Linked DNA regions of Mus musculus: regions 2, 3 and 4 are each linked to region 1. Evidence: chromatin loops called from intact Hi-C (ENCODE). Cell type or tissue: heart. All regions are shown on one strand. Region 1 has its middle 13 kb from the start of Krtap5-4. Region 2 holds the start of Syt8 (synaptotagmin VIII). Region 3 overlaps Tnnt3 (troponin T3, skeletal, fast). Region 4 overlaps Prr33 (proline rich 33).

Evidence for each region. Hi-C counts contacts between places; a loop is a spot of excess contacts. Peaks named below come from ENCODE experiments on the same cell type or tissue, not always from the same donor. Only the 100,000 strongest peaks of a DNase experiment are listed, where the experiment ranks them.
Region 2: it touches region 1 in a loop (8-fold over the local background); 6 of 42 quality-filtered maps call a loop at or near these places.
Region 3: it touches region 1 in a loop (2.2-fold over the local background); 6 of 42 quality-filtered maps call a loop at or near these places.
Region 4: it touches region 1 in a loop (4-fold over the local background); 6 of 42 quality-filtered maps call a loop at or near these places.

Annotation. Positions count from the first base shown.
Region 1 is chr7:142,315,406-142,317,905 of GRCm38, reverse strand. No RefSeq gene overlaps it. Among named protein-coding and RNA genes, the nearest start is that of Krtap5-4, 13 kb to the right of the region's middle. In heart, CTCF peaks have their summits at 999 and 1,200 (motif pointing left); no DNase peak of the experiment used is centred here; H3K27ac peaks cover 1,818 bases.
Region 2 is chr7:142,434,824-142,437,323 of GRCm38, reverse strand. Syt8 (synaptotagmin VIII) reads right to left here and starts at 490. Exons shown (of 9, transcript NM_001285861.1): 1 at 385-490. The coding sequence starts at 391. In heart, a CTCF peak has its summit at 1,552 (motif pointing right); a DNase peak (open chromatin) is centred at 1,543; H3K27ac peaks cover 2,332 bases.
Region 3 is chr7:142,500,951-142,503,450 of GRCm38, reverse strand. Tnnt3 (troponin T3, skeletal, fast) reads right to left here. Exons shown (of 18, transcript NM_001163664.1): 2 at 1,797-1,831; 3 at 1,609-1,622; 4 at 694-711. The coding sequence starts at 1,813. All of the region lies in intron 1 of Prr33 (proline rich 33), which reads left to right. Among named protein-coding and RNA genes, the nearest start is that of Tnnt3, 3.4 kb to the right of the region's middle. In heart, no CTCF peak of the experiment used is centred here; no DNase peak of the experiment used is centred here; H3K27ac peaks cover 1,313 bases.
Region 4 is chr7:142,496,061-142,498,560 of GRCm38, reverse strand. All of the region lies in intron 1 of Prr33 (proline rich 33), which reads left to right. Among named protein-coding and RNA genes, the nearest start is that of Tnnt3, 1.5 kb to the left of the region's middle. In heart, CTCF peaks have their summits at 554 (motif pointing right) and 1,484; DNase peaks (open chromatin) are centred at 540, 1,600 and 2,270; H3K27ac peaks cover 2,500 bases.

The sequences.
Region 1 (2,500 bases):
ATCTGGGACATCTGTCTTGGGCACAGATATTGAATCCTTGTATCTTATTAGCTTACGCAGAAGTTATCTTTCCCTGCTGTTTCTCTGAGGGGCCTCCCTAGCCTGAGTGATCTTCCTCCAACAACAGAGGCTAAGTGCCAGGTCTTCCCTGCCTCTTGTCGTGAAGGCCAGGTAGGCCTGGCCTTGGGGAGCCCCAATGACAGGAGACACCTTCTGCTTACTGGAGCTCCTACCCACATCCTCTGTCCCGGTCTGAGTGCACTCACATTGAGTAAGAAGCATGCTAGCCCCCAATGTTCTGTGAAGAAAGAGGAGTGAGTTCCTCCTTCCCTTTCAGACTGAAGCCTAACTGGGCCGTAGTGTGTGTCCCCAGGCTGCTGACCCCTGGCATAGAGCAGGAATGATGTCATCCAGGGTGAGCAGACACCTGCGATAAGGTAGGCCACAGACTTCCCACATTCAACAGGAAAGCTTGCTCGTACGTCATAGAAAAGGCCTCAGGCCCAGAGCTGCTTTTTAGCATGTAGCAAAGGCTGTGAACCCCAGCCCTAACCCTGCAGGGCCCCGGAACATCTGTCATATGACTTCCAAGCCTGGAGCAAAAACAAAGTCAGGAGTTAAGCACAGCCATCAATATCTGACTGTGGGGAGCCAGGCCCACCCCAAGGTTCAAAGGACCCCTTCATGTTTTATCTGAAGTGTGTATGCTGCACATCAATCAAGCTCAGCCTGCAGATGCCCGGGTCATCCAATGGGCATTCAGTGAGGCCAGGTTTAGGACCTCCAGGCAGAAGTGTGCTGTACTGAATAGATGGAAGAGGTCTGTTTTGGGACACAGGGACCCCATCCCCTTCTGCCACAGACTACACTGCTTCAGCTCGAAGGTGTGGTGGTAGGGTTGGAGTCCTGAGATGGGCAGCCATGTTCTGCTCACAAACGAAAGAACTGGTCACAGGCCCACAGACTGTCTTCACGTCTCAGAGAGAACTGAGCCACCAGAACAGCGTGCTGGTGTCTGTCACTATTCTGGTGTCACCCACTGTTCTGTCAATGGAGCCTCTCAACGCAGGTCCAAGTCAGAGTCCCTCACATGGAGACTCAGTTCAGAGTGGTGACCGCTCTGCTTGGGTGAGGGGCTCTATCCATCCTAGCCATGACTTGTTCGTTTTCTCATTCAACAGTGCCACCTGGTGGTAATCTCATGCAACTACAGACAACCTGTCTTAAGTTTCCAAACCTGAAACTTTGGGTCCTTTTGGAGCCCAAAGCTCTTGCAAAAGGCATTTTGTTCGGCCTTGTTTCCATCACTGAGACAAATATAGGCACCCATGCTGAATGCTGCAATCAGGTGTTGATGTTGAGGCTGGAGAGACAGCTCAGTGGTTAAGAGCTGCTGCTGCCCCTCTTGTGAGGACATAAGGGGCACCTACCTTCAATTCCCAGCACCTACAAGGCAGTTAGTTCACAACCATCTGCAACCTCAGTTCCAGGGGGAGAAGACCCTGGGCACCAGCCATGCTCAGGGTGCACATACACACATGCAAGCAAAACAGTCACACACATAAAATAAATAAATCTAACTTAAAAAAAATAAGGCCTTGAAGTTCAGTCCACCATAAAGCTGGTCACAGATTTGGGGATGTGACTCAGTTGGTAGAGTGTCTGCCTAGCATTCCTGAAGTCCTGAGTTCTATCCCCAGCACTGCAAAAACAGGTGTGACAATGCACTCCTCCAGTCCCAGCACTCTGGGAGTGGAGGCAGGAGGACCAGGAGTTCTAGACCATTCTCAACTACATAGTGAGTGTGAGGCCAGCATGGTCTCCATGAGCCTCTGTCTTGAAAACATACACGCTCATATTGGTTCTGCATGCACATAAGACATTTGAACTCAGAAACGCACAAGAAAAATGGCCTGTGTCGGGCACCTGCTCAGTAGACAATGGAGACAGAAATCAGAAACCATCTTCGGTGGAAGCCTGTTTCTCTTACAGGCAGATAGCTTGTAAATCAGCCAGTGGTTTATCAGCACTGGACAATGCTGTGCTAAGGTCCTGATGAAGATGGCTCCTAAGTCTTGTCTTCTTATTCTCTACATCCAGAGTCGGACCCTGAGGCCAGAAGAGCTTTCAAAGACTCCTGCAGCTCAGCAGCCCATCTTTCCTGGTGATGCTGTGGGTTTCTGGTGTAGATGGTCACACAGGCCTGGACATACTTGGGACAGTCAAAAGCCAAGTGCAGCACCATTTCTCTTTGTATTTTTATGCTCACATGCACATACAGACACACAGACACATGGACACAGTCTCTCTCTGTCTCTGTCTCTGTCTCTCTGTCTCTCTCTCTCTCTCACACACACACAAGGAAGGCAGAGATCAACCTTGGGTATCATCCATCAGGTGCCATACAACCTGTGTTTTGTGACAAGAAGGCTCATGGGAAGTAGGGATCACTAACTAGGCTAGTCTGGCTAGTCAGCCTCAGCAATCTGCTTTGCTTCCT
Region 2 (2,500 bases), 120 kb before region 1:
GGCTGGCTTCTCCCCCACCCCACCCCCACCCCGTGAGCAGAAAGGGTGGGGTTCTCAGCTGGGGACTGGGAGCCACTGACTCGCTGAACTCAGGACCTCCCCCCTCCCCCACAGCTTCCCTAGATGGCAACTGCTGGCCAGAACTCAGTTTCTTAAACTTGAGTCTAATGCCACTGTGCCACAAGAGCCTGCCAGCCCTCCTGCTGTATCTAAGCCCAGACTGCACACAAGTTACTAGACCAGCCCACTCCTCCAGGGGTGACTAATAGACCCTCTTGCTCTTGTGCCCTCAGCCTGGAGTCCCCAACATGATTCCAAAGGGTAGCTCCTCCTGCAATATCAGTGGTTCACTAACTGGCAGCCACAGCTCACAGAGCTCAGAACCTTGCATCTCTCAGTGATTCGGGGCAGCTGCAGATCAGGAAGGGACCAGTCTCTGCCTTCTCCGTCTCCCTTTAGAGGTCCTCCTGCACACATGGAACCATGATGTTTTCAAGGGTGGCCTGAGGCTGGTGCTCTGAAGTTGGCATGGCCCTGGAGCAGAGGTGCAGAGGGTTTTTAACAAGAAGCCATAATGACTATGGAGAGTGGTCTGGTGGGCACCTGGAAGGACCACAGTGCTAGGCTGAATATCCTCTTCACCTCTTGAAATTCCTCAGTTTTTAGCACAAGTACCATATTTTAAATCATCCCCAGGCCCTGTGTATTATACAGCTAGTCCCTAACTCGGTTTCAGACTCATCTGTAATTTGGTGATGAAGTAGGAGCTTGGTGAGTCCCCTGAGGATGGAGAGAGGTGATCTGCTGGCCTCAACAGCCTGCCTGTCCACTAATATCACTCTTGTCTGGCCTTCTGAAGGACTCTGCTAGGCAGGAGTCCATAGGTGGTGGTCAGAGCACCCCCAGTGGCTCTGAAGTTGGCATGGCTCTGGAGCTGAGGTGCAGAAGGTTTTTACAAGAGGCCACAATGCCTATAAAGAATCTGCTTGGAGCTGGAGCTGAGATGTTGTTCCTCAAGGGCCCCTAGCACAAGAGGGCTAAGGTCAGGCTCAAACAAATCCGGCCTCCACATGGGGCTCAAAATGTTTTACCATTTGGAAATGGTGGAGCTGGTATGAATGTTGGGATTAAAGTAACATTGATCTCTCTCTGACTCTGTCTCTGTCTCTGTCTCTGTCTCTGTCTCTCTGTCTCTCTGTCTCTCTGTCTCTCTCTCTCTCTCTCTCTGTGTGTGTGTGTGTGTGTGTGTGTGTGTGTGTGTGTGTTCTTCTTGTCTAAAGCCCTCCCTCCCTTATCCTAAGAACAAGTGGTAGGGAACAGAGGATCTAGAAGTTGTGACTTCTAACTGTATGTCACTCAGGAGGGCATCCTGAGTAGCATGGTGGTAACACATGCCTACAGGAGGCTTCAGGCTGTTTGGAAGCTGTCTCCGGAAGATTCTGAGGCCTCAGAAACACCAGCTCCTGGTACTAGGGAGAGTTTCAAGGCCTGGAGACATGGAGGCCCCTTAGGACTCCCAGGTTCCAATGGTGGTAAAGGTGCAAGTAAAAAGACAGCCACTAGGAGGAGCCGTTCTTCCCGCTGGTCCCCACCTACCAGTAGCACTCAGTTTGCTACTTTAGAGAAAGTGTGAGCAGCCTGAGCTAGACAGACAGAAAAGAGGAGTCATAATTCTCTAGTCCCACCTTATCTTCCTGCTCTTGCAGCCTGTCTTCTGTGACTGCTGCGGAAGACCCTCTCAAAGGACTAGCACTGTTTGACCTAGGAAAAGGAGGTGGGAGTCCCTGCTCCATCTCCAAGCTGTGAACACCCAGTTCTGTAATCCCTTCCAGGCAGGATGTCTGACTCACAGTTGGGTCTGAGGCCTGCACCCATGGCCCCAGCCTCTCTCAATCCACGCATTCTCCAAGGCTTGTGTGAGCCCTTACCTTCTCCAGGTATCTCTTTCGAGTCCCTCACAATGAACCAGACTTGTACTGGATGTCACCCAGTGATCCCTTTAAGATGTGAGCCACTCAGTACAATGCTAAGCCTCTCCTCCAAATTTTCTGTCAGCCCAGGGTCAGGTACTCATTTCTGGGTTAGACTTGCTGCCAACCTCACCTACCTACCCTCAGCCTAACCAGACCTTGTGCTATTTCAAAGGTAGCAGGTTTCTGAGTTCTTTCCCCCCCCCCCCCAGAAAAGCAAGACACCCGCCAAGACAAGCATAGAGGTGATCCCTTCCTCACCTGATACCTACTGCTTCCTGTGACGGGTGGACTCAGGCCTGCTTGCTCAGACCCTAGTCACTGGGAGGCTGGTTGTCCACTCTCAGGCAGCACCTGATGCCCACAGCAGAGCCCGTGGTGCCTGTTGCTAGTGATCAAATGAATCTTGTGGGGAAGAAGGGGTGTGGAGGCAGGGCTTTGGGGAGCCCCACCTAATGACCGGAACTGCTGGCCCTCATAAACCAGGAAACTCCCTTGAGAGCGAAGGTCTCCCCTCTCTGAGGTCCTGG
Region 3 (2,500 bases), 190 kb before region 1:
AGGAGCAGACAGCTTGTCAGGCCTGGGAACCAATGTGCTGGGCTGCTCCCAGGTGCACCAAGACTCAACGTTTTGCCCGCCCACACCTGCCCAGGCACGACAGAGCCAGGGAGGGGTCTCCAGCAGCCCAAAGGTACAGTGAAGGAGAGAAGAGAGAGAGAAAAGGTAAGAACAGAAACAGAGAAATAGAGAAAGATGACAGAGACAAAGAGAGACAGAGATAAAGAGACAGGGATAGAGAAAGGCAGAGATAAAGACAGACACAGAGACAAAGAGAGACAGAGAAAGCTGGAGACAGATAAGGAGACTAAAAGAGAAGGTACAGTGACTCTGAGGGGTTACAATGTGTGAGGTCAAGACCCTTGTTATTAATGAATGAGTTTTAATGGCCAGAAACACACCCCACTTCACACACCATGGACACAGTGACCACCGGGCATGTGTGAGTGTTTAATGAGTGTCTACTAACCCATCGAAGAGATAGAGGATTAATAGCTTAATTAATGATCAAACCATTGACCATTAATTAAATCATGGCATTATTAATCATTAACAGTTAATTAATGATGAGTGATGATGGTTAATAGTGCATTCATGAGGAAGGGAGTAGACAGTTAATTGTCAGCTCAGGGAGGATTCCCCCAAGGCCTTCCCAAGGATGGGCATTGAGAGGCCTCTGGCTTCCTGAGTTACCTTCCTCTTCGTATTGTTCTGCATTAGAATAGAACAAAAAAAAAAAAAAAAAAAAAAAGGGAGCCAAATTAGCAGAGATAGAACAGGGGGTGATGGTGGTGAGGCATTTGAAGGACAACTTGCTCTGTCCCTAGACAGCCTGGTTCTTTCACTGGCTAGACATCAGTCTGGGATCTTCAGTTCAGAGATGCTTTGTGGTAGCATGGGGAGATGGTCAGGCAGCAAAGTGCTTGCCATATAAGTCAGATCCCAGGATTCAAATAAAAGGCCAAGTGTGTTTGCACACTCTCATAACCCCAGGGCTGCGGAGGCAGAGACAGGAGGACCCCAAGGAACTTGCTGGCCAGCCAGCTTAGGTTAATCATCAAACTTCAGGTTCAGTGAGTCCCTCCCTGTCTCAAAAGGCAAGCTCCTAAAAATGACATCCAAGGTTGACCTCTGGTCCACACATATGAACACATCCGAAAACACACACACACATACATACACACACACACATGAACACAGAGGCTTTGTGGCCTTAGAGGGGAAAATATCTCAACCACAAGGTAGATATTGGATGTCTCTAGATTGCATGCCCTACTGTGGCCATGTGAGTGACCAAAGGTAACAAGGACAGGGAAGCTGCCCACTCAGACTCGAGTTCTCAGGGATTCACAGATATGCAAGTATACAGGATTGGGGCAGGTCAAGGTGTGAGCATCACAGGGAAAAAAACAAGCCACAGATTCAAGATAATTTGGGAGAGGGGTGTCTTTGAAACTCAATGACTGATCTAGCCGGTCAGGGACTCTTGGGCAATGGGTCCCCAAGGAATGAATGCTATCCATAGTCAAAGCTCTCCTCCCCACACCAAGAGCAACTCTACTATCTAGAGATGGAAGCATATAGAGGGAAAATAGAGAAGATACTTACCCTCAACTTGTTCACTGTCATAGTGGGTGAGTAGCAGTGGGGTGGGCCGGGGGGGGAGGGGGGGGAGAGAGAGAGAGAGAGAGAGAGAGAGAGAGAGAGGTGAGCTTGAGCTGCTGACTTGAGGCAGATGTCTGTAGGTGCCAGGAGTTCCATCCCACCAGCAAGAGAGGTGACCATACAGTACTCACGTTTCCTCGTCAGACATAGTGGCGGTGGGTTGTATCTGGAGAGGGAACATCAACAGAAGGGACAGTGAGGAATTACCTTAGGTTAGAAGCGTCACAAGAGTGGGCTCTCAGAGACTGAGGCCTAGAGGGGATGTGTGTAGACTGCAATTGAGGGCTACCTTTTGATTCCCCTGATTGGCCTTTCTCCCCATGACTTTGATGCCCCTTCTTCTTTTCCTGGCTCCGCCCTGGAACTTAGACTCCATAGCTGATTGGCTATTGAAAGGTTGTCATATGCATTCCACCCTGGACAGATGTCCCCTCTCCAGCATTTTCATGGAATGCCATCCAAACATGCACAGGTTGTGGGATGCACAGCTTTGGGATCCTCTGGATCTGGGGATATCCTTGCTTGTCTCAACTGATGGCCTCTGGCTAGGGAATCACCCTAGAATGGCTGAGCCTCACTTTAAGGGACAGATAGCCTCAGTCTGCCAGCTCTTCTTCCCTGGGTGAGCTCAAACTTTCTACTGTGCCTCACGTTTTCTTTGGGAGTCCAAGCTACATTTGGGGGTACCCCAGGTCCTCTTTTGTGTTCTCTGAAATCCTCTGATTTCAAATTAGAGAACCTATGAACGTTCAGTCTCCTTGTCTCCATTCCTGTGAAATACATGGAGACTGAACTCACAGGGGTGGGTCTGAGAAACTTCTCTGTGGGAAACCCG
Region 4 (2,500 bases), 180 kb before region 1:
GGAGAGAGGAGGAAAGGATTGGGTCTAGACCAAGGCTGTTCTTGAGTCAGGCTGTTGGGGGAAGGGTCATCAGAGCCTGGGTTTTGGGTTCTTTGGTCCCCTGTTCCTCTGCCCGAGGTGGCTTGTAGGAGCAGGTACTTTGTTCAAGATCGGTGTCTAACTCTATATGGCACCTCCTGCAACTCTGCCCTGCTTCTCCAGCATAGAGACAGCTCAAGATACCCACCAAATGAAGAGCCCTGGGTCCCTAGCCCATGTCACACACAGCCCCTTCTTCGAGGCCAGGCCTATTTTTCAAGTGGACATCACTGGAACACGTCTCATGAAATGATCACCTAATAGGAGAAATGATCACCTAAACCTTGCCTCTGGTTGTCCATCTTCCTCAGTAACTGGGGAGGGCTGAGCAATGCTTGGGCCTGTTATTGGTCTGGGGGCTCCATACTAAGTAGTGGACCTGGAGGTCATATCTCTGTCCAGGGATGTGGGCCCTGCTGAGCAGACCTGGCCATGAGCAGACCTCGCCATGTGCCTGGCCTTTTTTTCCTCAAGACTCCAGGGGGCACCATCCAACCATGGACACTCTTCTGGGCCTTATGTGCCTGGTCAGCCTCTAGGGAAACTGAAGCACCAAGTAGCAAGAGACCAACCTGGCATTTGCCATTCACTCTCTTAACCCTCCCAGACCCCATGGCTTGTCGTGTGTGGCTGGTGGGGTCTGTGGATCTGTTCAGTTCAGGGAAAAAGCCAATGTGGAGTGTAAAGTAATGGTAGGTGAGCCCTAGGGGACACAGACAGGGCTCTGGTCCTTTTGCATCCTGAGATTAGAGACATCAGGATGACCAGTAGGAGGCCCACAGTATGCCAATCTCCACCAAATCTTAAGAGTTTCTGGAAGGTTTGGATTGACCCACCATCCACCTCCTATGTGTTAGAGATGGGGCCATAGAATGCCAGAGACACAAGATCCAGCTTGTGATCAGAAGGAGAGTGGAGCCAGTCTTCTAGCCTGCTGGCTCATAGAACAGAGCTTCTCTCCTGCTCTCCTCTGCTCCAAGCACCTGCCCCTTAGAGGCCCCTGGAGTTGTTGGGCCAGCTCAACCTTCCTGGACAGAACCTATGTGTCCCTCTATACCTCCATCTATACCATTAGATAGATAGGGTTCAGTGAGCTCTAAATATTGTGGATGCCCAGCTCAATCTGGCCTTGAGGGTCATGTAGAGTTTATGAAGTCCCACACTAGTGCCAAAGGGACTCTAATTCTCTTCTGTGGTGAGGTCAGCCTCCCTTCTCATCTGGCTCTACTGAGACCAACCAAGCACACCACTCAGCTGAAGAACACGGAGAGCAGACATGGGGGATTTTATCCAGTCTATTGTTGTTGAACCCCTGAATCCAGAAGCTCTTGCCTGAGAGCAATGAGGGTCCTTAGAGGTCTATAGATGGCTATGCTACCATCTCTGTAGTGGCTCCTCATGGCCAGCAGGGGAGGGTGGCTACCCACTTCAGAAGCCTTTGGCATACGCTTTCAGTGAGGTCAGAGAGACCAGGCAGGTCTTATTTTGAGTAACAGTCACCTCCTCCTCAGGGGATCAGGCCCAAGGTACAGCGGGACAGCATAGAGTGGGCACTGCTGGACCAGGTGCTGCCGTCCACCAAAGACTCGAGCAGGTAACACGTGCAAGGTAATACACAAAAGGTCCTACTTGGCCTGGCTGGGGCTTGGTGGGGAAAAGACAGGAGAAAAGGCTCCCTGGGAATCTGAGAGAGAACTGGAGCCCCTGGTGGTGGTGGTGGTGGGGCAACGAATTCCGTTGGATGGGACTTGGAGACTGTCCCTGTTCTATCCAAGAGACTGAGAGGCAGTGGCTTCCCTGAATAGTTGTGAGAGATCCCTCAAAGTCGGTGAACATCCATCTGACTTTGACTGGGCTTGGAGGACAGAGGAGGCTGAGAAGAGCCTGCCCTTCAAGTGTCTTTACTTCTATGGCCTATACAGGTGACTCCCAGAATAGTGGGGTTTTCAGAGGCTACTCAATCTGGGTGCTGAGCAGACAGGGAATGGAAGAGCCCCTGGACCCTGAGCCTCACCCAGCGCCCCTACTTGACCCACTGTGGCTGGCTCTGCCAAGCCCAGGATAGGATTGGCTGACATGGCACTTGGGACTCAGCCACTGTGATCTGGGCAGCAGCTGTCCCCATGCATGACAGTGCCTCCTGGTTCGAAAAACACTCTGATTGGCTGTAAAGGTATTAGAGCAATTCCCGAATCCTGAAGTGAAGTGGGTCTTTAAGTAGGGCTTGGAGGAAGCAGCAGCAGCTATTGGGCCTTTCAGGAGGCTGGCAGGAAGATGGAAGGGCAGTATCCTGGTGTCCCTGGCAGGGTAGGCAGTGTTACAGCAGAAGGTAGACTCCACATCTGAGGCCCAAGTAAGATTTAGTGAGTTGTACTCTGAAGGCACACCTTGCACTCTCCTCTTGAGGCCAAAGAGAGAGGCT